Regions from separate parts of the Homo sapiens genome. Here region 1 is linked to region 2. Evidence: chromatin loops called from intact Hi-C (ENCODE). Cell type or tissue: endothelial cell of umbilical vein. All regions are shown on one strand. Links, peaks and the distances in the headings refer to the core of each region. The heading gives the core; the rest is flanking DNA. Region 1 overlaps CSF1 (colony stimulating factor 1). Region 2 has its middle 29 kb from the start of EPS8L3.

The links. Peaks named below come from ENCODE experiments on the same cell type or tissue, not always from the same donor. Only the 100,000 strongest peaks of a DNase experiment are listed, where the experiment ranks them.
Region 1: it touches region 2 in a loop (2.9-fold over the local background); 5 of 110 quality-filtered maps call a loop at or near these places.

The regions. Positions count from the first base shown.
Region 1 is chr1:109,924,382-109,940,383 of GRCh38, forward strand. CSF1 (colony stimulating factor 1) reads left to right here. Exons shown (of 9, transcript NM_000757.6): 7 at 395-447; 8 at 766-821; 9 at 4,471-6,611. The coding sequence ends at 808. Among named protein-coding and RNA genes, the nearest start is that of CSF1, 22 kb to the left of the region's middle. RefSeq lists an enhancer at 6,695-7,643 and a silencer at 6,767-6,981. In endothelial cell of umbilical vein, for the core only: no CTCF peak of the experiment used is centred there; DNase peaks (open chromatin) are centred at 3,710, 6,890 and 10,080; H3K27ac peaks cover 426 bases.
Region 2 is chr1:109,786,098-109,800,321 of GRCh38, forward strand. No RefSeq gene overlaps it. Among named protein-coding and RNA genes, the nearest start is that of EPS8L3, 29 kb to the left of the region's middle. RefSeq lists enhancers at 750-1,633, 1,634-2,517, 5,063-5,122. In endothelial cell of umbilical vein, for the core only: CTCF peaks have their summits at 3,203, 4,932 and 6,114; DNase peaks (open chromatin) are centred at 4,864, 6,214 and 7,934; H3K27ac peaks cover 1,369 bases.

The DNA.
Region 1 (16,002 bases), core at 2,973-10,972, 140 kb after region 2:
TAAGGTCAATGGGAAGGGACTGGAGCAGAAGGGAGCGGGAGAGAATATTCATGGGCTGACAGCAGGATGATATCCAGACGGGCAGGGAGCTGGAGGAGGAGAGCAATGCTGTGTGAGCGTGTCAGGGCAGGCGTACACTGGAAGCTCTGCAGAGCCTGGGGCAGGAGGACCCATAGGGAACAGCCTGCAAGGGTGTGGGGAGAGGAGAGGGGACACCATCAGCAGAGAGACCTCACAAATCTCCCTTGGGCCTCTGGCTGATCCCCACTTTTGGGAAGTTGGGAGGACTCTTGCAACTCTCTCATAAATACCTGGGGCAGCCCTTACTGGGGATGGGCCACCGCCCCCCCACACTCCCCCAGCTCCTCAGTGAGATGCTCTTTCCTGTCCTCAGAGCCATCAAGAGCCTCAGAGAGCGGATTCTCCCTTGGAGCAACCAGAGGGCAGGTGAGAGCTTGAGGTGGGGCTCTGGGAGGCACTGGGGGCCTGGCTTGGGATCTGTTTCCCCTCTTCGTGGTGGTGGGGCTCTCCTGCTTGCTCTGAGGAAATGGAGCTGCAGAACAGGATGGGGGAGAGAAGAAGGGCCTCTGTCCTTTCCCAGATATCTGGGCTTTTTCCTGATTTCTCCGTAGAGTTAGACAGTTCTGGGTCTTTTCAATCTGAGAGGGCCTAGAGCATGTCTGGGGCTTAGGGGTAAACTTACGGAGTCCCCTTATTCCCCTGCTCCTGCTGATGTCTAATACCAGCCCTGTGCTCTGCCTGCAGCCCCCTGACTCAGGATGACAGACAGGTGGAACTGCCAGTGTAGAGGGAATTCTAAGGTAAGATTCTGACTTTGATCTCCACTCCTAAAACTTACCTATACCCTTTTCCAGTCACGTTCACCTGTTGGTGACACCAATTCCCCTGAGGCCCCCACACTGACTCCCATGCCTCTCTCCAGTTCCCTTTCCATACATCGCCAGCCAGGTCCAGCCACCCTCTCCTTTCCAGGTCCTCAGCTATCCCCCTGCCCCTCCATTCCATCCACCCCCGCTGAGGCCAGGGACTATTACCTCTGCATTGGGCTTCTAGTGTTGCTGCCACCTGTGACCTCAGAGCAACTAAACCCCCCTTTTTCAAATGTGGCCTTTATAAGGTCTTTACCCTCCTGGAGAATCTTCAGTAGCTCTGTGTGGCAGCCACTGCAAGCCCTATATTCTTGGCTTGGCTGCCAAGCCCCTTCGACAGCAGCTGCTTGCCAGATCGCCACCCCCGCACCAGTTAACCCTCCTCCCCAGCTGAGGTCAGTTCTGCTTCCTTGCTTTTAGGATCATGTTGACATAGAACCTGAGTCTTGGAAGGGCTCTCAGGGGTCATTTGGCCCTGGTTCCCACCCCAAAGGGACTGCCCCTCTCCATGTCCCCAACAGGGAGCCAGCCAGCTGGCTGTCACACACTCCCAGATCCAGCCCAGCTCCCTGCCTAGCCACAGCCCATGCCATCTTCCAGTCAGACTGGGAGAAACGTCTTCCTCATGCGAGGCAAAACTGGCTTCCCTGCCCCCTCCATACTGCTCCTCCCTCCTGTTCTCATGAAAACCCTCAGATATTTCAAGTCAGGTATCCATGTCCCCTTTGAGAATTCTCTAAGCTAAGTATGGCCAAGTCCCTCAAACGTTCCTTATATGATATGGTTTTCAGACCCCTCACCATCCTGGACACACTCGTTTGTCAATGTCCCTCTGAAAATGTGACGCCCAGCCCCGGACACAGTACTCCAGATGTTGTCTGACCAGCTCAGAGAGAGTACAGTGGGACTGTTACCTTCCTTGATATGGACAGTATTCTTCTATTTGTGCAGATTAAGATTGCATTAGTTTTTTTCTTAACAACTGCATCATACTGTTGTCATATGTTGAGCCTGTGGTCTATTAAAACCCCTAGTTCCATTTCCCATAAACTTCTGTCAAGCCAGACCATCTCTACCCTGTACTTGGACAACTTAACTTTTTTAACCAAAGTGCAGTTTATGTTCACCTTTGTTAAAGCCACCTTGTTGGTTTCTGCCCATCACCTGAACCTACTGAAGTTGTGTGAAATCCTAATTCTGTCATCTCCGTAGCCCTCCCAGTTGTGCCTCCTGCACATTGATGAGTGCCTGCTGTTGTCTTTGCCCATGTTGTTGATGTAGCTGTGACCCTATTGTTCCTCACCCCTGCCCCCCGCCAACCCCAGCTGGCCCACCTCTTCCCCCTCCCACCCAAGCCCACAGCCAGCCCATCAGGAAGCCTTCCTGGCTTCTCCACAACCTTCTGACTGCTCTTTTCAGTCATGCTCCTCCTGCTCTTTTGTATTTGGCTAATAGTATATCAATTTGCACTTATTTGGATGTTGTTTTCATATTTTTTAAAATCTTATTTTATATGTATTGTACATTCCACATCCCTAAGATTGTAAGCCCCTTGAGGGCAGGGACTGTCTTCCACTTTTTTTTGTGTTTCTTTTTCCATCCTGGGTTCTACTAAGAGAGGGCCTCTCCACATTTGCCAAACATGCAATAAATGTTGACTGACTGGCTTCAGGGCTGACTCACGGACTGACCCTGGCCAGCTGTCTCTAACTGACCAGCCTCTAGCTGACCAGTTAACCAGCTAACTGACTGACTCTGACTGACTGGCTGACCAGCTGGCTGGGTGAATGACTAACCAACCAACTATCTTGGTAACTGCCTAACTGACCAGCTGTTGCTTGGGGAGCCCATTGAGCAACTGACTAGCTGATTGCCTGACTAATTGGCTGGTTGGCTGACTAGCTGGGGTGACCCAGTCAAGTTTCCAGTCACATCCTTTACCAAGTGCAAGCCAGTGCCGCAGGGCTCTCCCATGTGTGGAGTGACAGGTCTGGGCCCCTTCTAGAGAGATAGGGAATTTGGCAAATGCTCAAAACCAGGGGAACCTATTTAGACAAGAACCAGCAGTAACAACATATCTGGAATCCTGGGGTCTACCTTGTCAGTGGGGTGGGCTAAGATGGGTGAGTGGGTCAGCTGGGGCACTGGCAAGACTGTGAAATGACCCAGGCCTCCTCAGAACTGGTTGCTGGTGGCTCAGTGCCACAACACCCTTCCCACGGGTCGTCTGTCCCCAAACCCCTCGCCGTGGTCTTGGCCCTCTGTCCCACCCCTCTACACGCCCACCCTCCTTTCCCCACTTGCTTATTCTCAGGCCCGTCCCAAGCTTTCCTCTTCCCCCTCAAGATTTCACTTGGAGAGGGAATCCAGGGCAGGGGCTACATCCAGATCCCACTTGGCCCGGCAGGTCCAGCCCTAAGGTGGTCTCCAGGCCAGGCACCAGTGGCCTTGGAGAGATTGAGTGCCAGCCCCTAGAGTGACTGCTGCTGTGATTTGAGAAGTGAGAGAGAGAAACATAGAGGCAGAGACTGAGATAGGGACTCAGAGCCACAGAAAATGCAGACACCAGCACCTCAGCCCTAAGCAGCTAGAAGATGGGGCAGCAGGCTGGAACTCGCTCACTGGGTCCTTCTCCCCTCCTGGGCCCTAGCTGGGCCTGTGGCCTGGCTGTACCCAGCATGGCTCATGTCCAGTTTATGGTTCCCCTTCTTTCCCTCTAGAGCATGGGAATGGGCAGGGAGCCAGAGGCTGTGGTTCCATCTTCCCTCCTTACCCAGTAGGGCCTATGGATGTTAGGGAGGGAGGCTCCACACAAGGTCCAAAGTCAAACTGTTGGATGGGGTCCAGGGGATTTCTGCTCTGGGAACAAAGCGTCCTGAGGATGCTGGGCAAGAGGACAAGGATGGGGGTGGAAGGCGAGAGGACAAGGCCCTGACTCCCATGGATGATGCGGGAGGCAAGGCCCTCGGCCCATCCAGGAGGGGCTGGGTTGCTTAGGGGTCGCGTGCCAAATGACAGTGTGGGAATTTCCTTGTCCTGGCACTGCCTCTAGACTTTTCCTCTCTGGCCCAAGTTGTTCCTCTTCAGCTAGCTCTGCCCTACTGTCTTGAACATCATATGTGATGCCCCTCTGATGAAATGAAAGATTCTTCTTTGCTAGTGTTAGCAGGAATCACCCTTTGTTCACTGGACCAAGGCCAATGAGATGACCTCGCCTGAGGAGGGGTCCAAAGACATTCAAGTGCCCGCTTCGCTCCTTGTCAGAGCCCTCTGCTTGAGCAGTAACCCCTCTTCCCAGCCCTGCCCAGACCTCTCCCGGGCCCCGTTATCTTCCACTGAGGCCCTGATTCCCCAGGAGGAGGTAGGAGGTGAGGCCAGTTGGGCCAGAGGCCTGGGCTGGTGCCAGAGAAAGCTGCCTGGTCTCTCTGTGGTGTCTGGAAAGGCCAGGGAAGGGAGGAAAGGAAGTCCTGCCTGCAGCACCGCCAGCAGCCCACAGGAATGCCACACCTCCCAATCCATGTCCTCAACGACCCTCCCCGCATTCCCACTCTGCTGACTAGCCTTTCCTTCTCTCCCACAGCTGGACGCACAGAACAGTCTCTCCGTGGGAGGAGACATTATGGGGCGTCCACCACCACCCCTCCCTGGCCATCCTCCTGGAATGTGGTCTGCCCTCCACCAGAGCTCCTGCCTGCCAGGACTGGACCAGAGCAGCCAGGCTGGGGCCCCTCTGTCTCAACCCGCAGACCCTTGACTGAATGAGAGAGGCCAGAGGATGCTCCCCATGCTGCCACTATTTATTGTGAGCCCTGGAGGCTCCCATGTGCTTGAGGAAGGCTGGTGAGCCCGGCTCAGGACCCTCTTCCCTCAGGGGCTGCACCCTCCTCTCACTCCCTTCCATGCCGGAACCCAGGCCAGGGACCCACCGGCCTGTGGTTTGTGGGAAAGCAGGGTGGACGCTGAGGAGTGAAAGAACCCTGCACCCAGAGGGCCTGCCTGGTGCCAAGGTATCCCAGCCTGGACAGGCATGGACCTGTCTCCAGAGAGAGGAGCCTGAAGTTCGTGGGGCGGGACAGCGTCGGCCTGATTTCCCGTAAAGGTGTGCAGCCTGAGAGACGGGAAGAGGAGGCCTCTGGACCTGCTGGTCTGCACTGACAGCCTGAAGGGTCTACACCCTCGGCTCACCTAAGTGCCCTGTGCTGGTTGCCAGGCGCAGAGGGGAGGCCAGCCCTGCCCTCAGGACCTGCCTGACCTGCCAGTGATGCCAAGAGGGGGATCAAGCACTGGCCTCTGCCCCTCCTCCTTCCAGCACCTGCCAGAGCTTCTCCAGGAGGCCAAGCAGAGGCTCCCCTCATGAAGGAAGCCATTGCACTGTGAACACTGTACCTGCCTGCTGAACAGCCTGCCCCCGTCCATCCATGAGCCAGCATCCGTCCGTCCTCCACTCTCCAGCCTCTCCCCAGCCTCCTGCACTGAGCTGGCCTCACCAGTCGACTGAGGGAGCCCCTCAGCCCTGACCTTCTCCTGACCTGGCCTTTGACTCCCCGGAGTGGAGTGGGGTGGGAGAACCTCCTGGGCCGCCAGCCAGAGCCGGTCTTTAGGCTGTGTTGTTCGCCCAGGTTTCTGCATCTTGCACTTTGACATTCCCAAGAGGGAAGGGACTAGTGGGAGAGAGCAAGGGAGGGGAGGGCACAGACAGAGAGGCTACAGGGCGAGCTCTGACTGAAGATGGGCCTTTGAAATATAGGTATGCACCTGAGGTTGGGGGAGGGTCTGCACTCCCAAACCCCAGCGCAGTGTCCTTTCCCTGCTGCCGACAGGAACCTGGGGCTGAACAGGTTATCCCTGTCAGGAGCCCTGGACTGGGCTGCATCTCAGCCCCACCTGCATGGTATCCAGCTCCCATCCACTTCTCACCCTTCTTTCCTCCTGACCTTGGTCAGCAGTGATGACCTCCAACTCTCACCCACCCCCTCTACCATCACCTCTAACCAGGCAAGCCAGGGTGGGAGAGCAATCAGGAGAGCCAGGCCTCAGCTTCCAATGCCTGGAGGGCCTCCACTTTGTGGCCAGCCTGTGGTGGTGGCTCTGAGGCCTAGGCAACGAGCGACAGGGCTGCCAGTTGCCCCTGGGTTCCTTTGTGCTGCTGTGTGCCTCCTCTCCTGCCGCCCTTTGTCCTCCGCTAAGAGACCCTGCCCTACCTGGCCGCTGGGCCCCGTGACTTTCCCTTCCTGCCCAGGAAAGTGAGGGTCGGCTGGCCCCACCTTCCCTGTCCTGATGCCGACAGCTTAGGGAAGGGCAGTGAACTTGCATATGGGGCTTAGCCTTCTAGTCACAGCCTCTATATTTGATGCTAGAAAACACATATTTTTAAATGGAAGAAAAATAAAAAGGCATTCCCCCTTCATCCCCCTACCTTAAACATATAATATTTTAAAGGTCAAAAAAGCAATCCAACCCACTGCAGAAGCTCTTTTTGAGCACTTGGTGGCATCAGAGCAGGAGGAGCCCCAGAGCCACCTCTGGTGTCCCCCCAGGCTACCTGCTCAGGAACCCCTTCTGTTCTCTGAGAAGTCAAGAGAGGACATTGGCTCACGCACTGTGAGATTTTGTTTTTATACTTGGAAGTGGTGAATTATTTTATATAAAGTCATTTAAATATCTATTTAAAAGATAGGAAGCTGCTTATATATTTAATAATAAAAGAAGTGCACAAGCTGCCATGTGAGTCGTGGGAAAGTTGCTTTTGGGGTGTGGGTGGCAAACATCAGGGTGGGTGGGCAGCAGTTGCCGGATGAACCCCAGCTCAGAGAACCTTTTTCCACAAAACACAGGGGAGGAAGGTTCTCTCCAAGTTTCAGTCTTGGTACCAAAACCTCCTGTATTATTGCTGTCCCAAACACATTCATCTGCATATCTGCTCGTATTGGGCAGAAAGTGGCCAAACATCAGGCCTGGTCACTGGCCCCTGCTCCTGCCCAGCCTAGCCCAGCCTGGGAAAATGGCTGGTTGGGCTCTGTCCAAGGGCCCCGGCGGCCTGCAAGGATAAGGCTCCTTGACTGCTGAGCCCTGCTGACCAGGGCAGAGGTTGCTGGCTAGGTCCTTGCAGACTCTGAGGTGAATGAATTCTGTTTCCAGGCTGGGAAGTGAGTGTGGTTAGCAGGGGAGAGCCAGGAGTCCGTGTAAGGGCCCTCGTTCGGGCTCGACCTTCCTACTGGAGCTGGAGAGGAGACTGAGGGTGTGGCTTTCCATGGGGAGAGGGGTGTTAGGCAGGGCCAGAGGAGTTGAAGGCCCAAACATACACCCTGGGCAAAGCTATGACAAGAGGGGCCTCCCCATCCCTGAGGGAGTGGTAGACAGCTTTGGATTAGTGGTTCCCAACACTGGCTTCCGGGAGAATCACCTGGATTGTTTAAAAAAAATACTGATCCCCGAGCCCCACCCTAGATCAACAAAATCGAATCTTAGGGGTGAGGCTCAGGCACCAGATGTCAGAACTTTTAAAAGACATCTCAGGTGATTCCAATGTGATCCAGGATAAGAAGTATCTAGAGCTGCACTGTCAGGTAGGGTGGCTATTTAAGTTTAAATTAATTAGAATGAAATAAAAGTAAACATTCAGTTCCTTACCTGTACTATCCACATGTCAAGGGCTCAGTAACTACATGTGGCTACCATGTTGGACAGCACAGAAATACAACATTTGCATCATTCCAGAAATTCTACTGGACAGTGCTACCCCAAAGATTAGGTCCTTGGACTTAGGGACCAAGGATACAGGGCCAAGATTGGCATCAAGCACATTTGACCAGGGGCTAGGTGTTCAGGTGTCTCAGTCACCCCTTTCTGTGCCCTCACCCCTGCCACCCTGTCCCTTGTCATTTCCCTTAAGATGGCTCTTCCCTTTCTATCAAAAGAGCTACAGAAAAGATTTTTGAAGAAACTTACATTTTATCCTTCAAGGCCCCTCTGAGAAGCCTTCCCAGCCTGACTCAAGCTCCTGAGGCCCACCCAGGTTCAATTCCTTCCTCCCCTGTGCTTCTACAGATTTGGAATTTGGAATCTGTTTGTCTGTCTGTCCCACCAGGCCATGGTCAGTGGCAGACACTGCTACATCCCTCCTTTTATTAAAGGGGGACATGCGCCTAGTGCCTTAGCGCCTAAGAGTATCTGGCACACAGTAGGTGCTCAGTAACTGTGTGCCAAAGGTTAATACTTAAAGCATGAACAGAGGCATCATAATGCAAATTCTGACCAGACGTAAGGGGTGGCCTTTTCTAGAGGCCTTATTGGTATTAGCAAATGAGATTAGTATCTAATAACTACTGTTCAATGGCCAAGCAGAAGGATTTTCAGCAGAGGAGTCTTCCTGGCTTCTGACAGAAATGGGGCTAGTTAGAGCCCTTCCTGATCACTGGGCTGTGGTGGATGGAATGTACACTTCAAAGCCTCTAAGCAAGGATTGGTGATGAGGACAGCAAAGACCCCTTCCCCTTAGCTGCCTCTCTGGAACCCCCAGAAAGACCTGAGAATCTCGGCAGGCCTTTCCTGGGCTTCATGTGCTGCAGGGGCTGCTTGGGAAGCATCATACCTATAGAGCAATATTCGCTTTGAATTGAGAACCAGAGAACTGGCTGAGCGTGGTGGCTTATACCTGTAACCCCAGCGCTTTAGGGAGGCTGAGGTGAGAGGATCACTTGAGCCCAGGAGTTTGAGATCAGCCTGGGCAACATAATGAGACTCCATTTCTACAAACAAAAACTAGCCAGATGCGGTGGCACACACCAGTAGTCCCAGCTACATGGGAGACTGAGATGGGAGGATAGCTTGAGCCAGAAGGTTGAGGCTGCAGTCAACCCAGATCATACCACTGTACCTCAGCCTGGGAAATGAAGCAAGACCCTGTCTCAAAAACACCAAAACCCAAAAAACAACAGAAATTGGGTTCTTGGCTTGAATCTCTCACTGGCTCTTACTGTTTGACCTTGAGTAAGTATTTAACCTCTCTGAGCCTCAGGTTTCTCCTCATCTGTAGAACTAGTTTAAGAGTACAAACCAGGTGGCTGGGTGCAGTGGCTCACACCTGTAATCCCAGCACTTTGGGAGGCCAAGGCGGGCTGATTACTTGAGGTCAGGAGTTCAAGACCAGCCTGACCAACATGGTGGAACCCCATCTCTACTAAAAATACAAAAATTAGCCGGGCATAGTGGTGCACGCCTGTAACCTCAGCTGCTTGGGAGGCTGAGGCAGGAGAATCACTTGAACCCGGGAGGCAGAAGTTGCAGTGAGCCGAGATCGTGCCACTGCACTCCAGCCTGGGCAACAGAGCAAGACTCCGTCTCAAAAAAAAAAAGGAAGAGTGCAAACCAGGTATACCTGGACTGCAGTTCAAATAAAATGACAAACCCAAAAGCACTTTGTGGGCTCCAAAGGGCTGCCCCTGAATCAAGTGTGTATTGATACTGTGCCTGCCAGCTGGTCCAACAGTGCCCAAGCCAAACAGAGAGCTCCCCTCTGGGCAAGCCCTGGGCACCAGCATGCTACCAGGGCCTGGCTGTTCTCAGAGGAAGGTGGCAGAGCTGGGTGCTTCCCACAGGGATGAGTAGTTAGAGATCTTGTTGCTCAGGTATTTCTGGCTGACAAGAAGAGCCAGGTAGGAGACTGGAGTGGAAAGTGGCCTTGGGTTGCTACGGGTGCCGGTGAGCAGGCAGGGTCAGGAACTCTGGCTTGGACTATATAAGCAGAGGCCACGGCCAAACCCCAAACCACTATCCGGCCAGAGGCAGGAAAGTGAATCAGAGGAGACGAGGAAGAAGCCTGAGGTTAACCTCGTGCAGACTGTGGGCCGTGGCAAGAAAGGAGTTGGTGACAGGACTAGATGCAGGGCCTGGGTGGGTGTCCAAAGACCCCTTGAATAAGGCACTAAAGTCATTTGGTGAAGGCAGTGGCCAGGGAGCCCTGAAGAAAAAAAGCCACATTTCCCAGTGAGCACATGTCCCCTGCCCCAGTGAAAGCCTCCTCTGCCAGAGCAGCACTTTTGTTTGCTGGTTTCCCTCTTCAGGCTCTAGGATTAGGGGAGTGACCAGGCTCTGCTCCTGAATGCTGGGACTGCTGAGGGAGCAAGTGGACCACACTAGCTTGGAAAGCCCCATGGTGAAGCGGCTGGACCACAGGAAAGCCCACAGGTTGACCCCCATGGCACCATCTAGAGTCCATACTGACTCAGCTCCACTACTGGGTGGCTGAGTCAGAAGAGGCTATGGATCGGGGCAGTGGAGAAGGCTGGGTCAGGCAGTTGTCGAGTGAATTCCTGGAGGAGGGCTAGGGGAGAACCCTAAGTTGGACTTTAGCCTCTCTGGTCCACAGGCCCCATCCCTGCTCTGAAGTCTTGGACACCTTCCCCCAGCCACTCTGCTATTTTGTCCTCTTCATGTGTGTGCATCTAGTGAGGTCTGTGAAGGCAAGAGCCTCATCCTTATTTATTCATTTACTTCCCCATTGATTGCCACACACTGAGGACAAAATGGTAAATAAGAGTCAGTGAAGGAGACAGGTATTAGTAAAACAATCACACAAGTAAATATCTAGTCATAAAGTATGAATAGAATTAGGAAGATACCTAACAGGGAACCTGACCAGGGATGCTGGACTCTGCAGGCCTTCAGGAAGATTAAGACAAAGGAAGCCACATAAGGGTTACAGGCAGTGAGGCATGGTCTGTTCCTCTTCCTTGTCCAAGACTGTCAACAAGATCAAATGGAAGGCTATTTACTATTTACTGGTATGTATGGGGCACTCTGTAAAAATGCAATCACATTCTATTCTACAATAGCCCTGTAAGCAAGGTGCTAATATCCTCATCTGTAGATGTAGAAACTAAGGCTTAGAGAAACTTAACTCAGCCAAGGTCACAGCAGCTGGCAAGTAGCAATGCCTGGATTTGAAGCCAGATCTGGCTGTTTTCAAATACAGCATCATAACATCACACTCTAGCAGACATTTAACAAATGCTTCTTGCACAAAATGGACAGCTCGTGCCAGCTTGGTGGGCTTTGAGGGTCCCCAGGGCCTTAGAATTCTCCTTCTTCCTCCCCTCAAAAGGATTGTGTAGTCTGAAACTGGGCAAAAGGTGCTTATGACAGACTCCTGTTTTCTCAGTCTTGCTGCTATCCCTAAATCCACCAGGAAAGAAGAGGGACCTCTCCTGGGTGGTGTGTCCACTGCCTGGGCCTCTGAAAAAGGCCTCTCTTGACTGTCAGTCCCTCCTTCTGGCTTCTCTTGGCTTGAGTCCTTTGTGACCCATGTGTTTCCTTCCTGCCCACCCTTTGGACCTATCCCAACCACCTGGTTAATTATTGAGCCAGGTGACACCTGGCCGTTGATCACTCCAGCTGGCAGCAGCTTTGTCATCATTCTTATTTTGCCTGATTACGATTTCCCGGAAGAAAGGGCTAGAAATTTGTTCTCCCACACCCAGCCAGATCTCCAGGGGAGGTTGTCCAGGCCTGGGCTGGGGTTGCATGGGCAAGGCTGGATCAGGACCACCAAGTGTGACATCTGCAGGCTCAATATGCTCTAGTGATTCTGGGGAGACAGGCCAAAGACTAGGGGCTGAGGAATCTCACGGGTAGGAGCAGGGCCCTCACCTGGCCTGTGATATTTGGGGGATCTTCCAAGAGGTGTGACTATCAGAGGGCACTATTGGTACGCTTTCCATGTTGGTTTTCCTGAAAAGAGCTCCATGCCCACATGCAGGAAACTGTCTCTGTCTACTCTCCTGAAGAAGAGTTTCAAGTTTGAAGCTCTTTGGGTATTTGGGCCCAAGTCCTCTGCTATGTTCAGAGTATTTCTCTGTATTAACAACAACAACAACAACAAATCCTGGGGAAGGGGGTAAAAATGTGACTTTCAGAGGTGATGCATTATATTATTTTAAATGTCTAGCTTCCAACAACAACAACAAACGTGAGGCATGTAAAGATACAGAGAGTATTCCCTATACACAGGGGGGAAAAAACAATCAATAGAAACTGCTTCTGAGGAAGCCCCAACATTAGATTTACTAGACAAATATTTTAAATGAGGTATTCCAAAGTGTTCAAAGACTAAAAGAAAACATGTATAAAGAACTAAAAGAAGATATAAGAATGTCTCACCAAATAGAAAATATCAATAAAGATAAGAACATATAGACAAGGAACGCCTATAATCCTAGCAATTTGGGAGGCTAAGGCAGGTGGATCATGAGGTCAAGAGATCAAGACCATCCTGGCCAACATGGTGAAACCCTGTCTCTACTAAAAATACAAAAATTAACTAGGCGTGGTGGTGCATGCCTGTAGTCCCAGCTACTCAGGAGGCTGAGGCAGGAGAATTGCTTGAACCTGGGAGGCAGAGGTTGCAGTGAGCCAAGACTGTGCCACTGCACTCCAGCCTGGACAACAGAGTGAGACTCTGTCTAAAAAAAAAAAGGAGCCAAATGTACAATAACTGAAATGAGCATTTCACCAGAGGGGCTTAATAGTAGATTTGAACAGCCAAAAGAAAGAATCTATGAACTTGAAGTTAATCTCAACTGAGATTACCCAGTCTGAGGAAGAGAAATAACAAAGAAACAATGAAGATCAGAAAAAATAAACAGAGCCACAGAGGCCTGTGGAACATCTTCAAGCATACCAACATGTACATAATGGGAGTCCAAGAATGAGAGGAGAGACAGAAAGGAATAAAAAGAAGATTTCGGCCAGGTGTGGTGGCTCACTCCTGTAATCCTAGCACTATGAGAGGCTGAGGTGGGTGGATCACCTGAGGTCAGGAGTTTGAGACCAGCCTGGCCAACATGGCAAAACCCTGCCTCTACTAAAAATACAAAAATTAGCCAGGCATGATGGCAGGCACCTATAATCCCAGCTACTCGGGAGGCTGAGGCAGGAGAATCACTTGAACCTGGGAGGCAGAGGTTGCAGTGATCTGAGATTGCACCACTGCACTCCAGCCTGGGTGAAAGAGCAAAACTCCATCTCAAAAAAAAAAAAAAAAAGAATGTTTGAAGAAATAATGCTTGAAAACTTTCCAAATTTACTGAAAGACATTAATCTACACATCCAAGAAGCTCCATGTACTCTCAGTAGGATCAACTCAAAGAGAGACACAGACACATCACAATCAAACTTTCAAAAGACAAAGAGGGAATATTTTTTTAATTTTTAATTTTTGTGGGTACATAGTAGGTGTATATATTTTTGGGATACATGAGATATTTTGATACAGGCATACAATGCATAATGATCACATCAGGGTAAATGGGATATCCATCACCTCAAGCATTTATCATGTTTTTTTGCTACAAACATTCCAATTATACTTTTTGTTATTTTTTAATGTACTATAAATTATTGTTGACTGTAGTCATCCTGCTGTGCTGTCAAATACTAGATCTTATTGATTCTATCTAACTACATTTTTGTACCCATTACCCATCCCTGTTCACCCCTGCCCTGACTACTGTTCACAGCCTCTGGTGACCATCATCAAAGAGGGATTCTTGAAAGCAACAAGATAAAAGTAACTCATTCAATACAAAGAATGCTCAATAAGGCTCACAGCTGATTTTTCATCAGAAACCAGAGAGGCTAGAAGACAGTGAGATGGCATAGTCAAAGCGCTGAAGGGAAAAAAGTGTCAACCAAGAATTCTATATCCAGCAAAACTGGTCTTCAAAAATGTTGGAGGAATTAAGACATTTCTAGATAAACAAAAACTGAGAGAATTTGTCACTAAGCAGATCCAACCTAAAAGAAATACCAAGGAGGTCCTTCAGGCTAAATTGAAAATACACTAGATAGTAACTTGAATCCACATGAAGAAATAAAACCACCAGTAAACGTAACTACGTAGGTAAACATAAAAGACAGTATAAACGTATTTTTTCTTATTTGATTAAAAAAATTCATAAAGCATTAACGATAAATCTATGTCAATGGGAAAAATGTATAAAGATATAATTTGTGTTAATAGCAGCATAAAGGAGAGAGAGGTACAGAGCCAAATAGGAGCAAAGTTTTGTGTACTATCGGAATTAAATTGGTATTAATTTGAACTAGATTGTTATAAACTAAGTTGCTAATGGTAATCTTCAGGGAAACCACTAGAAAAACAACTCAAAAATATATAATAAAAGAAATGACAAGAAAATTAAAATGGTGCACCAGAGTATTTTTCTATGAAAACCTCACTCTCGAGGAACCAGCAAAAAATGGGGAGCCTGAACTCCCTGAGGAGGGGAGGTATGCATATCCTCTTTGTTCCTCAGCCCTACGCTTTACTCATACCTTAACATAAAATATCCAGCATTCCTTAGCTTTGCATGCCCTTTCCCAGAAAATATGTTTTCTCCTCACAACAACCTTGTGAGGCAGGCTTTATAATATCAGTTTTAGAAGTGAGGGCTCTGAGGCTCAGAGAGGTTAGGTAAACAGCTCAAAGACACACAGCCAGTTAATGTGAGAGTTGGGATTAGAGTGAGGTCTATCTTACTCAGGACTCTTTCTTCCACAGCTCAGCTCAGCACATGGCTATCAGAAATGCTGGCTTTTCCTTTGTTTCTTTTCTAAGTTTTAATTGTGGCAAATATAAAACATGTACCGGCTGGGCACAGTGGCTCACACCTGTAATACCAGCACTTTGGGAGGCTTAGGCAGGTAGATTGCTTGAGTCCAGGAGTTTGAGACCAGCCCTGGGTGATATGATGAAACCTCCCTCTACAAAATATACAAAAATTAGCTGGGTGTGGTGATGCATGCCTGTAGTCCCAGCTGCTCAGGAGGCTGAGGCAGGAGGATCATTTGAGCCCAGGAGGCTCTTGCAGTGAGCTGCAAGATCATGTGATCTTACAGTGAGCTGAGATCATGCCACTGCACTTCTGCTTGGGCAACAGAGCAAGATCCTGTCTCAAAAAAAAAAAAGTACCAAAATAAACAGATAGTAAAATGAAATCCCATGTACTCATCACTCAGCTTGAACAATTAAGCCAATATTCATCCATCTATGTTACCACACACTATTCCCTACCGCTACCTCATTATTTTGAAACAAATCCCACATATACCCATTCAAACATAATGATTTCAGTATGAATCTTTAAAAGATAAAGATTGGTTTTTAAAAACATAACTACAATACTCATCACTTCTAAAAATTAATGATCTCTTAATGTCATCCAATAATTTGTCTCAAATTTTTTTAAGTTTGTTTGAATATGGATCCAATATTCATACATTGCAATTAGTCAATATGTTTCTTAACACTTTTCATCTATAGGTCCCCTTCCCCTCATCTCTTTCCCTCAGCAGTTTATCTGATGAAAAACTTGTTTATTTGTCCCATAGAGTTTCCCAGAATCTGAATTTTTTTGGTTGCAGCCTCAAAGTGTCACTAACATGTTCCTCTGTCACTTATATTTTCTACAAATTTGGAAATTCAATCTATAGATTTAATCAGGTTCTGGATCAGTTTTTTTTGTAAGAACACTTCATAGGTGCTGTTGTATACTTTGATCAGAAGGTTATATAAAACCAGTTTCTCCTTGAAAACACCTTAAATGTCTGATACTAGGAGAATAGTTATATAATAATAGTTCATCATTTACAGTGGAATTTTATGCAATCATTACCGGTCATAGTTTTTAAAGAATACTGAGTGATATAGGAAATGCTAATCATATAATGTTAAGGAATAAATGAGAATAGAAAATACACATGGGGCTGGGCGCAGTGGCTCATGCCTGTAATTCCAGCACTTTGGGAGGCCAAGGTGGGCAGATTACTAGAGACCAGGAGTTCGAGACCAGCTTGGCCAAGATGATGAAACCCTATCTCTACTAAAAATACAAAAATTAGCTAGGCATAGTGATGCACATCTGTAATCCCAGCTACTCAGGAGGCTGAGGCACAAGAGTCACTTGAACCTGGAAGGTGAAGTTTGCAGTGAACCAAGATCACACCACTGCACTCCAGCCTCAGCGACAGGGCAAGACTCTGTTTCAAAAAATAAATAAATAAATAAGGTAATTCATATATCTGTGCATAGAGAAAAGATTAGAAGGAACCATTA
Region 2 (14,224 bases), core at 120-8,119:
AGAAGCTGGCAATGTGGGTTTTTACACGGGCACATTTATTTTTAAATGTTAGCAATTAATTCAAGTTTAATATATAATGAAACAAAACACATGGCTCAGGCCCATCAGGAAAGGTCTGGGTTCCTGATTTGGCGCCCAGGCCCCTGTGTGTGGCCGCTGCCTATGACGGTGGGGGATATGCCCACAGCTTCCAAGTGGGAGTGGGTGGGTTAGAGTTTGCTTCCTGTGGTGGCGTTCTGAGGAAGCCTGTACAGACAGCTAGAGTGGACAGAGGTGGAGAGACTAGTACAGAAGTTATGGAAAAACCTCATTCTTCATTCATTCATTTAACAAATGTTTACTGAGCATGTGCTGTGTGCCAGGCACTGTGCTAAGCAGGTGCTATTAAGGGACACCCAGCCTCTTTCCAACCCACAGATCAAGGTCTGGGCTAATTCTGCCATGCCTTCCCAGGCCTCCTGTCCTTTCTTCCCAGGCTCTGAGGCTACACTTCTTGGTCCCAGGCCAAATCTGCTCTCTGCAGGGCCTCCTGAACTCCAACACAGCCTTTTTTCTGGGTTTTGCGCCCGCTCCAGTCATGCTCTGTCCTCTTCTTCTCTGGCGTTTATTGCTCCTCCCAGCTCTGCCCTCTGCACACCCATCCTTCAGTGCCTGGGTGTGGCAGAAGAGATCTCCTCCCCCCAGCTCTCCTGCTCTTGACATCAGCAGGAAATTCACAGAGCTTTTACTCTGGATCCAAACAAACACTCATGTGTTCGTGCATCTAGCTGAGAGCCCAACCTGGGTCTGGGCTGGCCTGGGAGCCCTGGGGGATACAAAGGTCCTTGTCCTCAAGACACTCCCAGGTGGAGGGGAATAAGCCCTGTCTACCGCCAAGAGCAAGACCACTCAATACCCAACGGATGGTCCCCATGAGCCAATGGCGGCCGTGGAAACATAGAGACCCAGTTCTTCCTGCTGTGTGCTTAACTTTCATGGGCTCATGGGTGCTTCACCACTGCTCATTAAGGCCAGCTCTATTATGGTACTATTTCACATTTGAGGAGACTGAAGCTCAGAAAGTTGACTAAACTGTCTGAGATTGCTTAGCTGTCAGAGGCAGCACGTTGGTTTGACCCTGGGGTGGTTGACTGCAAGCCCGCTTAGTGCATGGCCATTTCAGGAGAAGGATGTGAGAACTGGCAGGGATAGGGGGTGGTCGCTGGGGCACATCCCCAGTGGGCATCTTCCTGGACTTTCTCCAGGATGGGGAGTGATTCCACACAGGCTGACATGGGGTGTGATGGGCCTGGCTGCTGGCATGTGGCTCCCCGGCAGTGCCCCCACCCTTTGCTGGTCTCTCACCCAGCCCTCTCTCTGGTCTCCGGTTCTGTGGCACGTGCCTCTCTTCTCCCAGTTTGTCCCTCCTCCTCCTCCTAGACAAAGGTAGCCTGATACTGTGAGTCAGGATGGATTGGGAGCCAGGGTCATTAACTCACCTGGGCCTGTCAAATGGGCGTAAGCACTGATTATCCTGCAGGGATCTGGTGGAACTCAAACCATTGAAGATTACAGAAGGAAACTGCTATAAATATTTAGAGGCATGAGTCATTCATTCATTCGGCAAGTATTTATTGAGCGCATACTCTGTGGCAGGCCCTGCTCTGAATTTTAGGGATATTGTCCTGAGGAAGACAGCCTTAGCTCCTGCCCGCATGGGGCTTACAGTCTAGAGTGGGGTGGGGGGCAGACATTCAGTAGCCATGCAGATGAACACATAGGTACAAAGCAAACTGTGTTCAACAAGATTGTCAACAGGGTTGGAGAAATGCGTCCACAGCCTTTCCTGAGTAAGTGGGATTTCAGCTGAAGGATGACAAGTCAGCCTGCACAGGGCAGGGCAGGGGCCCCCAGGGCGTGAGTGCAAAGCCCTCGAGTGGCGGACAAGCCAGAGGCTTGCGACAAGGCAGCATGAGCTGGGGCGGCGCGGGGGGAGGCTGGGGGCTGACTGGCCGGACTGGGCATGGCCTTGCAAAAGAGAGCTATTGAAGGATTTAGTTTAAGTGGCTTAACAAAAATAAACCTCTATCTCTTTGACCTGGGTCTCTAGAGCTTCTCCTGCCTCCTTTGCCCTCAGTGTCCATTCTGTGTGATGAGAAGTTGGGCTTGGGGGAGGTCTCAGCCCTCACCCCCTTCTCGGGCAGAAGGGCAGCTGATTGAAAGCAGATGTCTCGCCCTGGTGGGGCCCAGCCCGGCTCCCCAGTGCTGACCTCAGACCTGCACCGCTGGCATGTCCAGGCCGCAGACTCTCTGTCAGCAAAGCCGCATCCGTCCTGCAGAGAGACGATCACTGTGGTTGCCCACACCCCCAACCCAGCAATTTCCCTACCACGGTGAGAAACCTCCCGTATTCTGGGGCTGGGGCCCAGCCTCCTCCTTCCAATTGCCTGGGGGAGGGAGAGACACCAATTAGGTTCTTGGAAAGGAACTAGGTTAGAAGAGGTATCTGTCACCCCTGCCCAGTTCCTCGGCACACCTGCACCAGCACAGCGCCAAAGGAGGCCACCATTATCCTATTCAGCATGTCCTTGGCTCTGGGCTAAGTGCTTTATGTCTTCCCATTTAACCTTCACAAACAGCTCCATGAGGCCCAACCGTTAAGGCAGTGTGTGACTGAGGCTCAGAGAGGACACCTTGTCACACGGCTGGTAGGTGCAGAGCTGGGATCTGAGCCCAGGTCATCAGGTCTGAAGTCTGTGACCCCAGTGGTCCTCTGCAGGGGGCACTGGCTGTTGCTCCTGTGCCTCTCAGACACTCCATGTGCCTGTTGCACCTGAGGAAGCCCAGGTCAGCTCCAGGCTGCTCGTGCCTCCAGGGACCTGCGTCTTGGCATAGGGCAGCAACATGGGCCCAGAGAGTGCTGGTGCGGCCTCTAGGTGGTGGCCTGGGCTCTGGACATTGTCAAGGGCAGTATGCTTGCTGTTGAATCAGTTTGGACCATGCCCAGGGGTCTCTTCGCAGAGGGAGTTACCATTTTAATTTTTGCCTTTGAACACCCCTGGGAACCACCCCCCATGCACCTGCCCTTTTGGGGCTGCTACGTCCATGAGGCCTCTGCTCCCCGGCCCCCACCATGCACCTGGAGGCATTCAGCAGGCTCCACAGGTTTCCCAGAGATGCCTCTGGTGTCCTGCAGCAACCCTAGTGGCCACTTCCCTCACTACCCCTTACTCTCAGGCCACCCTAGAACAGTACTCTCTTTCCTCTGCTCCTACAAGGCTGCTCCCAGCCCATCTGCAGACCTATCTGCCTCACCCCTGGCCGTTTCCCTGGTCTACTTCCTCTTCTCTGCCCATCCCAGCATCTCTGCCTGATCCCACCCCCTCAGAGAGATCATTTTGCTCTCAGTCAGTCAGCAAGCATTTACTGAGCTGTAGAGATATCCTGGCTGAGAGCTCAGGCTCTGAAGCCTGACGCCTGGGGCTACAGAAATGAAACCCTCCCGTCCCCTGCTCACCTCTGGTGCACCTGGAGCATAAAGAGAAAAGGCAAAGGCTCCACCGCTGGATGCTGGCTTCACTTTGGCTTCTCCCTGCTGCCTAGTTACTGAGAAGAAAAAAAATACGGCAGGAAGCCCCATATAGACCATTTTTTCCCTCTGTTCTGTGCAAGAGTTACCTTGGTAGTCTTCAGGTGACTCAGCACTGGGGTTTACTATGGAGGGTGGGTCTGGGGGTGGCGAAGGGGAGCAGCTTTCTGGGGACTTTCAGACACAGGAGTAAGGAGGCCATTTGTGTTTTGGGGTCTGTAAAGAAGGAGCCCCAACCCCAGTGTGGATCCTGGGGAAGGAAAAGGGACTCAGACTCTGACCGCAAGGGGTGGACCTGAAGCCCCAGCAAACTGTCAGCCATCCTCTGCCATCCTTGAAGTCAGCCCCCAGAAGATGCATGTGGCCTGTGTGGTGCTCTGGTTGGCACAGGACACTCAGCCTTCTGACCACGTGGGAGCAGTTATCCACAGGTGCCACCTCAGTGGGAACGGGTCAGCGTCCTGGTTCTCCTGGCCAAGGTGCAGAAGTTGGAGCCTCTACCTCCCCCTCCACTTTTTGAGTACATGAGACCTGGAGGTTCTTGGGCAATTTGAAAGGAGAGGAAGATTCCAGAGGAAGGTATGTTTTTCTTTCAAGTATAGTAAATTAGGTCTGGATGGTTTTAATTGAAATTATACAAATCGAAGAAATGCAATAGTATTTGTACCTCCAATATCTGCTATCACTCAGTGGTCACAAAAACATCAGTTCCTATTTATCAAAAGCTTATGGTATGCCAGGTCTCCCATTTACATTGTTTTATTTAATCTTCAGGACAAGGTAGGTACTTTCTGTCACCATTTTACAGATGAGAAAACTGAGGCTCTCTACAGAGAGGTTAACTAACTTTCCCAAAGTCACACAGATAGCAAAGCTGTGGATTGGGCTTATAACCCACATGTCTTTCACTCCAAAGTCCTTCGACCACAAGGTCCACTCTATTGCTCTGTCTGGGGGTTCTCTGAATCTGTGGGGACCCCAGAAGATATGGACCTGCAGGGAGAAGCCATGGGATCTGGAGGCCCAAGGCCTAAGGAGACCGTGGGGCCTCCTTCAGGTAACTGTCTTCGGCAGCAGCTGCATCCCATTACACTGTGGACAGCAGTCTTTAGAAAGCCACCTTCTCCTGGGCTGCAAAGGAACAGGGTGACCACAGCCTATGAACCCTTGGGGCCCCTTGAGTTCCCACTGCCTGCCCGGCAGGGTTTCACAAACGCATTGACATTGATGTTGACAGGGCAGCCTGTGTGGAGGGTGCAGGAAGCCCAGAGGCCTGTGGCTGCCAGCATTGCTCAGAGTTTCCGCTGAGCTCTTCCTGCAGGGCCCTCCTCAGGGCTCTGCTAGCCAGCGCCCCCTGTCTTGAGGCCTTCGTGGACCCCAGCTGGCTCTGAGACAAGCTCAACTGACTCCAGGGCCTCTGAAGGGCTAGGAAGGCCCCATTTTCTGGGTGCCGAGCCTTGGGTTAGCTTCAGAGGCCCTGGTGATAGCCTCAGGATATCTGAAGGTTTCTTAGGACCAACGCCACCAGGTGGGACAGAGGCAGTGCTACTTCCAGTCAGAAGATCCAAGTTCCACTCTCAGATCCAACACTCGCTGGTTCTGCAACCTCAGGCGGGTGTCTTTCCCTCACCGAATTCCCTCCCCTATCTACCTCACAGGGCTGTTTAAAACCCTTGGCAACAGGAAAACACTCGGCCAGTATTGGTGGCCCTAGTAAGGCTGTGGGCTGACTGTGGGCCTGCCCCTAATTGGTCTTCTCACCTGGAAACTCAGCGAAGAGGCTGGACTTATGGGTTCCAGAAGAGGGGCAGGGCATTCCAGGAGGAGAGAGGGCTGAGCCCAGGCACAGAGTTCAGAACACACAGGAAAGAATTGAGCTCTGTGCCAGAAACTGTTCTAAGCATTTTACACATAATAACTCATTTACCTCTCTCATCGTTCCCATGAGGTAGGCATTACTTCACCCCATTTTACAGATGAGGCAATGGAGGCACAGAGGGGTAAAGTAACTTGCTCAAGATCCCATCGCTAGAAGTGGGGAGCCAAGATTTGGACCTGGGCAGTCTGGGAGGAGACCACCAGTGGAGGCAGCGGTGGTGGGACTGGAAAGGTTGGGAGAAACGCCAGGGACTGGGCCGCATCTGCCCTGCTCACTGCTGCAAGGCCAGCGCCCAGAGCAGTGCTTAGCACATAGTAGGTGTTCTTAGCCTGTTCCTGATACATGAGCTCCGCAGGTGTGGCTACCTTGCTTGTCTGGGGACGCTGACATTTCACACAACACAGAGAGGTTGGGGTTGCTGCCTCTGCCTTTGGGCTGAGATTCAGCCCTTTTCAGTGGGGCTATTGGACCCCTACAGCGGGAGGGCCCCTTGTAGGAAGGCAGAAATTTAAAATCGTTCCTTAATCTCCCTTTGGCCCCCTCCTGTTAGGGCCAGCCTCGCCTCCTGTACCTCCCTGGGGAGTGTTTTTAGCTCCCAGAACTTGGGATCCAGGTGGGCTGGGGGGCTGGGGGAATGCAGACAAACGGAGAAGCATGTTCGCTGCCGGCAGAGGCTGCTGAGAGACCAGCCTGTTTGCATGGCTGGAGCGCTGGGGGCTGGTGAGAAAGGAAGCTTCCTACTCTGCAGCACTCAGACCCCACTAGGAATGTGGCTTGGGGCCAGGATCCCTCTGGGCAAGAAAGGATGACTCAGCAGAAACAGCGTCCTGGCCCCACAGGACAACTGGAGCCGCTGCCCTGGGGGCTGGTACCAAGTGGCAGAGCTGCTGAATTAATGACCCCTCCACCTCAGCTTCATCTCCACCCTCCTACACCTCATCCCCCACTCCCACTCTCCCAGGCCTCCTTTAGAAGCCGTTCTCTGGGCTGGGGTTTTAAGACTCTCAGAGTGGCAAGACCTGGCCCCCTCCAGAAACTTTCAGACGGAATTGGGAGGCGCCCCGAGGCTGGAATTGATAACTGGCGAGGGGAGGCAGCCAGCCTTCGAGGACCCCCGGGCCTGCCAAGGGAGTCAGCATGGAGTGAGGGGTGCATGGGGCAGTGGCGGGAGCTGGCCTGGGCGGGGGCCTGGGGAATTCCAGCCCAGGAGAGCCAACTGGAAGCACATGTGTTTAGATGGGCACGGAACCCATAAAGCTGCTTCTTCCAGCCCAGCTTCCCAAGGATTAAAGATCTCAGGAATCCTGGGAAATCTGTCTCCTTGTCACCAGAGGCCCCTCAGGACACAGGCTCCCGCCCCACTTGCACCTCAGGTCCTGAGCAGAAGTGGATGATGATGGTCGTGGTGAAAATGTGGATCTTGTGAGAGTCGGGGTGCAGCTGCTAGCGTTGTTTCCCACACATCCTGCTGACCGCTGTTACCTGTTTAATCCCAGGTGTTCCCCAGGGCAGCCTTATCAGGTGGATAGGTACCAGTATTACCCTCATTTTCTGCAGAGGAAACTGCCTTGCAGGAAGGTAAGTAGCTTGTCCAAGTTCACTCTGGTTGTGGCAGAATACATTTCCAAGGCTGGGATCTTAAATGCTCTGCTTGATCCTCTACCCCTTGGAGGAAGGAAAAAGGGTAGAGTTCCTGTGGCTCTGTCCCCTCCCCTGGGTGCCACGCAGTGACTGAGGGTCACCAGGGTCAGCCCATGGAAACGCTGACCCTTTCTAGGAGGCGTTGCAACATCCAGCAGTTTCCTGCGCAACTATCATAGGGGGCTTGGGTCTGGTGAGCAGTGAAGATCCTGAGATTTGGGGCTAGAAGACATGAGCCTGTCTCCTGACTTACTAGCTGTGTGACTTTGACGCTTAGCTTTGTCTCCCTGGACCTTGGTTCCCTCACCTATAAAATGGGAGAGAAGAATACAAAAATTTTCTCTCCGTGACCTGCCCCAGGGAGATCAAATGTAGACCCTAAGTCCGCTGCAGCCAGGGGGCCTAAGCAGACGGAAAGCAGTGGTGGGTGGCGAGGGTTGAGAGGGGAGGAGATCAGGGACAGGGGGCAGGAAGGGAGTGTCGGGGGCTGGTATCACACTACTAGGCTCCCAGGTCTGGAGAGAGGCCAGCAGAGATCAGGATTTCCTTTCATAACAGATTATGGAACAGCTACTTTGCACTAATCTATCTGCCTGATAGAGATCATCTGGGGATGACCCAGCAGCCTTTGGTGAAGACACAGAACAGAATGGCTGCATCTTCCCAGGAAAATCCCATGGGCAAAACGACTCTAGGTGCCAGATAACAGCCATTTTTTGGCAAGTGCCGGTTTGCTGACTTCCTTCTGTCCTGCTCTAACCTGGCTTCTGTTAGTTGACTGGTTCCTGTTGCCTCAGCAACAAAGCAATAATGGAGGTGGGTGTGAATGGCTATGTTAAATCACTTAATTATTGCAAACAGGCACTCTGCCAAACGGGGGTGGTTACAGCTATGTTAGACTTAGTCACTGCCTGCAACTAAATGTAGCTGAGATGGTCGTAATATGCACCACCAACAAATACATCTTGGTTGACTAAAGAACCTTTGGAATTATGAAGACATTAGACTACATCCATTACAGTTGTATCGCTGAGTCCATTTTATTATATTCAAAACCTTTGCAAACCAGTAATTTACATAGGATGTGTATGGCGAGGCTACCTCAGTTACCCAATCCTCAACTCTATAAGGTTTTATCAATAACAGCAGGTCCGTTCCGTTTAGGCTGTTATTATGGCTCTCTCCTGGAACATCCTGTAGTGGTTGTTTTTTGGAAACATCATTTGGTTCATAATCTCTTAGCAACAGGACTTTGAGGGCTAACGGCCGACGTATAAGCCCAGCAAGATGATTGTGACTCGTGGGTAGGCAAACCCACAGCAGCCAAGTCCAAGCACTCTCTGATTATGGGTTTAATTGTTTGAGGTCATTGAACGTCATGGGCACCCACTGCGGGTCAAACTGGCTTTGTTATCTGCCAGTGAGCATTTGCCAAGGCAGCCACACACCCAGGGCCCAAGGAGAACTTCCAGAGTCACCGAGTGCCCCAGGCGTCACAGCTTGGTCTTTCGGCTGCAGACCCTGGAGTGCCTGATGGGGAAGAGGAAGAAAGGAAGGAGGATTTACCTCACTCTGTGTATGCCTGGCACTTCACCTCATTGTATCCTCACAGCCCCCTGTGCAGCAGTGTTAGGACTGTCTTGCCAGGCTGCAGATGAGGAGGCAGCCGCTCAGACCGGGGAGTCACTGGCTGCGCTCACAGGTGCTCACAGGCTGGCAGAGGCAGGATTCTGATCCAGGTCCTCCCGAGCTCACAGCCTCTGCTCTTTCTGCTCTTTCCATGCAAACGCCCACGCCTATGGGGACAGCTGGGTCTTTCCTGGATGTTTGGTCTCCATAAGATTCTGTTCCAGAGTGGAGCATGTGAGGGTCATTGCCACAGACCCATTCAACATGTCAGAGGCCACGCAAACAGTGTATACATCTGGCGCCACTGAGCCCAGCACTCACAGGCAGCCTGGGGCCTGCCTGCCTGCTCTCAGTTTGCAATTCCCTTTTTATTTGAGTTCTCTCTGGTCCCTCCCAGAGATTGAGACTGTAGTTTGCCATCTGTATTTAGTAGGAATTAAAAGTTTTAAACATAGCTACCACTTTTTACTATGAGCTGAGCACATACACACTGCTATTTACTTCTTAAAACCTTGTAAAGATGTGATACTGTTGTCCCTGTTTACAGATCAGGAAATTGAGGGTCAGAGTGGTTGGATGATTTGCTCTAAGTCACAGAAAACAGGTTTATTTTTTATTTTTTATTTTTTTTTGAGAAGGAGTCTCACTCTGTCGCCCAGGTTAGAGTGCAGTGGCGCGATCTCGGCTCACTGCAAGCTGTGCCTCCCGGGTTCACGCCATTCTCCTGCCTCAGCCTCCCGAGTAGCTGGGACTACAAGCGCCCGCCACCACGCCCGGCTAATTTTTTTTGGATTTTTAGTAGAGACGGGGTTTCACCGTGTTAGCCAGGATTGTCTCGATCTCCTGACCTCGTGATCTGCCCACCTCGGCCTCCCAAAGTGCTGGGATTACAGGCATGAGCCACAGTGCCCGGCCTGGAAACAGGTTCTTATTGTGATACCCACAGCCCATCCTCTGCCCTGCCCTGCTGCTCCATTACTCCTGAGCGGAGGTGGACACCCGGAGAAATATGCAGTTTTGTGCTTTGGGTCCCTGCACTCACAGGGGCCTCTTCCAAGGCCCCAGAAATCTATTCAGATGGTCACATATCTTTGTAAAATTTGCAAAGGTAAGATATTTTTATCTTCTTTTTATAAAGGAGCATCTCGCATCCCCTCATTGTATAAACCTCAGTTTCCACAGAACCTAGATCCAACCTGCTAGTGAGTATATACCTTGAACATTGTACCTAAGAATTTACTCTTCCTTCTAGCCACCACCACTTAATTTTTTCTCCTTGGCACTTTTCATGAATACACTATATACTTTATGTATTAACCTTATTTATTGTATTTTTTTTTTTTTTTTTTTTTTTTTTGAGACGGCGTCTCGCACTGTTACCTGGGTTGGAGTGCAGTGGCGCGATCTCGGCTCACTGCAACCTCTGCCTCCCAGGTTCTCATCCCTCAGCCTCCTGAGTAGCTGGGACTAAAAGCATGCACCACCACGCCTGGCTAATTTTTATATTTTTAGTAGAGACAGGGTTTTGCCATGTTGGCCAGGCTGATTTCGAACTCCTGACCTCAAGTGATCCATCCACCTTGGCCTCCCAAAGGGCTGGGATTACAGGCATGAGCCACTGCGCCCGGCCAATCTTATTTATTGTAGATTGTAGGCTCTACTCAACAAGTTTTTTTAGGTGAATGAATGCAGCCATCATCCTTATACTTAAAAGAGTCCTGTGTCATAGACAGAGCCATGATTATTTTCACATTCTAGACAAAGACGTGGAAGATGACATGCTCAAAGGCACCTACTAGCAAAGCTAATCCCTTTTCTATGTTCTGAGCTCCCTTTGTATTTGGCCACATCTCGGTTTCCTCTGGCCATGACATCATAATTTACTCATAGACTAGACATCAGCTCACTAGCGTTTCATCCTTGACTCTTCTCTTAACAAGTTTCTCTTTCCCTCCAAATTTTATCAGCCACCTCCCAAATATCTCTTGAATTTTAGCACTTCTATCTCCATAGCCCCAACCCAGAGAAAGTGTCCAGTAGCCTCCTGACCCCAGCTTCTTCCCCTCACAGCCTCCCAAGGCTTATCTGATCGGACAATCTCCTGTTGGCATGGACCCATGGATCCTCATTTCTTAGAGACTGTATTTGAAGTCCTCAGCCCAGCCCACAAGGTCCACACTGAGTTTTGTTTTGTTTCAGTTTCTCAAATTCAGTATCTCCTTTCTGACTCAGAGCCTTTGTACATGCTGTGTCCCTTTCTGATGCCAGAACATTCTTGCCCTATCCTTTCCTCCGATCCTACTTAGTTTTTACTCACCCTTCTGGTCTCCAAGCTAGCATTACTTCCTCAGGGTTACCTTCCGTGTTCTCCCAGCTTGGGTCAGAGCCTCCATGAATGATTTTTACAGCTCCTTATATATCTCTGCTTAGAACTGATTACAACTGTTATTAAACAACCGAACTGTTTGATCTGTTGTAGCAACCTCTCCCCTCCACCTTCGTCCTCAGCCAGGCATAAGCTCACAGAGGGTAGAGACTGCGTCTGCCTTGGTCCCTGCTATATCTTTGTTGTGTTTTTTTGGCCTAAGGAATAAAGATGTTTATATGTGCCGGGTGCAGTGGCTCACGCCTGTAATCCCAACTCTTTGGGAGGCCAAGGCAGGTGGATCACCTGATGTCAGGAGTTGGAGACCAGCCTGGCCAACATATTAAAATAGAAAAATTAGCCGGGTGTGGTGGCAGGAGCCTGTAACCCCAGCTACTTGGGAGGTTGAGACATGAGAATCACTTGAATTTAGGAGGTGGAGGTTGCAGTGAGCTGGGATTATGCTACTGCACTCCAGCCTGGGTGACAGAGTGAGACTCTGTCTCAAAAAAAAAAGATGTTTATATGTAACCTTCCAAAGTGTTTCACATCAGCAAGCAGCAGCACTCCATGTGGTTATTTAGCAATGCAGGTCCTTCCATGCAGTGGCTTGTCATCCCTAGGACTTGAGGCTGGGTCAGTGCCACATCTGGGTTGAAGCCAGCAGGAAGGGGAATTGGTTTTCTGGGTCTTGGCTTCCTTCCGGTGGTCTATTACAGAAGAACAAACCACCCCAAATTTAGTGCTGTAAAACACCAACCATTTCATTATCTTCACAGATTCTGTGAGTCTGTGAGGGATTCCGGGGGAATTTGGACAGAACACAGAGAGGGTGGCTTGTCTCTGCCCTGCAATGTCTGGGCCTCAGCTGGGAAGACTCAAATGGTTGGGGGCTGAACCGTCTGGAGGCATTTTTGCTTACCTGGCACGTGGCTGGAAGACTGGGCTAGGCTGAGCCAGTACCAGAGCACCAACATGTGGCCTCTCCAACATGGTGGCCTCAAAGGAGTTGGGTTTCTTTTATAGTGGCTCAGGGCTCAAGAGTGTGTGTTCCCAGAGAACAAGGTGAAGCTACATAACCTTCTATATCCTAAGCCTCAGAAGTCACATTTCTTCCCATGGTACTCTATGATAGAAGACTGCCCAGGTTCAAGTGGAGGTGTTGTAGACCCCCCACCTCTTGATGGGAAGAGAGTGGAAGAATTTGTGGCCATATTTATAAACCACTACAGCCCAGAGGGGCACGTGCCAGTTTTACTCACATTCCGCCTGTGAGAGTGTAGTTATATGGTGTCATCTAAATGCAATAGGGCCGGAAAATGCTGTCCCCCTACTTAGACAGCTTCAACTGCATTATAAGGGAAGAAGAGGCTGGGCACAGTGACTCATGCCTGTAATCCCAGCACTTTGGGAGGCCGAAGTGGAAGAATTGTTTGAGACCAGGAGTTCAAGACCAGCCTGAGCAACATAGTGAGTCCCCATCTCTTCAAAAATTAGCCAGATGCATTGGTGCATTTGTGGCCCCAGCGACTCAGGGGGCTGAGGTGTAAGGATCACTTGAGCCCAGGTGGTTGAGATTGTAGTGAGCTGTAGTGCCACTGCTCTCCAGCCTGGGCGACAGAGCAAGACCCTGCCTCAAAAAAAAAAAAAAAAAAAAAAAAGAAAAAAAAGAAGAAGAAGAAGAAGAAAGGAGAATGGATTTTCATAGACTGTTAGCAATCTGCTAGAGTCACTCCTCTGGCCACCAAACATCTATGTGTCTCACTCCCCACATATGCAATACACTTCTCCTAGGGGGAAAAAAACCCAAATCCCAGTGATGGGATCTGCTGCTGCGTATTTGTTGAACAACTAACTGACTGGATATTGCAGAGCAGCTGTGTCCAGCCCATCCATTATGAAAATGGGGTGGGCAGAGACAATATTTTATTTATTTCTTTTCTTTTCTTTTTTGTTTGTTTGTTTGTTTGTTTGTTTTTGAGATGGAGTCTTGCTTTGTCACCCAGGCCGGAGTGCAGTGGCATGATGTCGGCTCACTGCAACCTGTTCCTCCAGGGTTCAAGCAATTCTCCTGCCTCAGCCTCCCAAGTAGCTGGGATTACAGGCACCTGCCATCACGCCTAGCTAATTTTTGTATTTTTAGTAGAGACGGGGTTTCACCACATTGACCAGGCTTGTCTTGAACTCCTAACCTCAAGTGATCCACCCACCTTGGCCTCTCAAAGTGCTGGGATTACAGACGTGAGCCACCACGCCCAGCCAATGTTCCATTTCTTAACCTTGAGCCTCGGGTGGGCTAGTTCTAAGTGGGGAGGCAAAATGAGGTAGCCTCTGGCCTATTAAGAATGGAGAGAGATCTGCATTTCCCTTTGTCTTGGCACTTAATTCAATCATTTACAGAGTGGGAAACATGAATAAATGTTCATTGAAAAGAACATCTATCTCATGCTGCATCCCAAATTAATTCCAGATGGATCAAAGAGTTACATGTGAAAAATAAACACAGGAAAGGCTAGAGGAAAGGCATAGGAGCAGACAGTTCACAGAAGATAAAAAAAAAAAAAAAAGGCCAGTGGTGTGAAAAGACATGTTCTTGAAGATGTGGGGAGGCAGGAACTCTCAGACATTGTCAGTAGGTGTTTAAGTTGATCATTTTTAGATTTGGCAATAGCTTTTGAGGTGTCAAATGTTCCGTACCTTTTTATCCAGGAATTCCTCTTCTAGGTATTTATTCTACAGATACACAGTATTCCCACAAGTGAGCAAAAACTCTGTCAAAAATGTTCAGGCCGGGTGCGGTTGCTCACGCCTGTAATCTCAGAACTTTGGGAGGCTGAGGCGGGTGGATCACCTTAGGTCAGGAGTTCGAGACTAGCCTTGCCAACATGGTGAAACCCCATCTCTACTAAAAATACAAAAATTAGTTGGGTGTGGTGGCGCATGCCTGTAATCCCAGCTACTCGGGAGGCTGAGGCAGGAGAATTGCTTGAACTGGGGAGGTGGAGGTTGCAGTGAGCCAAGATCACACCATTTCACTCCAGTCTGGGCGACAGAGCAAGACTCCATCTCAAAAAAAAAAAAAAAAAAAAAAAAGAATGTTCAGTGTACGCTTGTTTAAAATAGCAAAGTAACTGGAAACCAC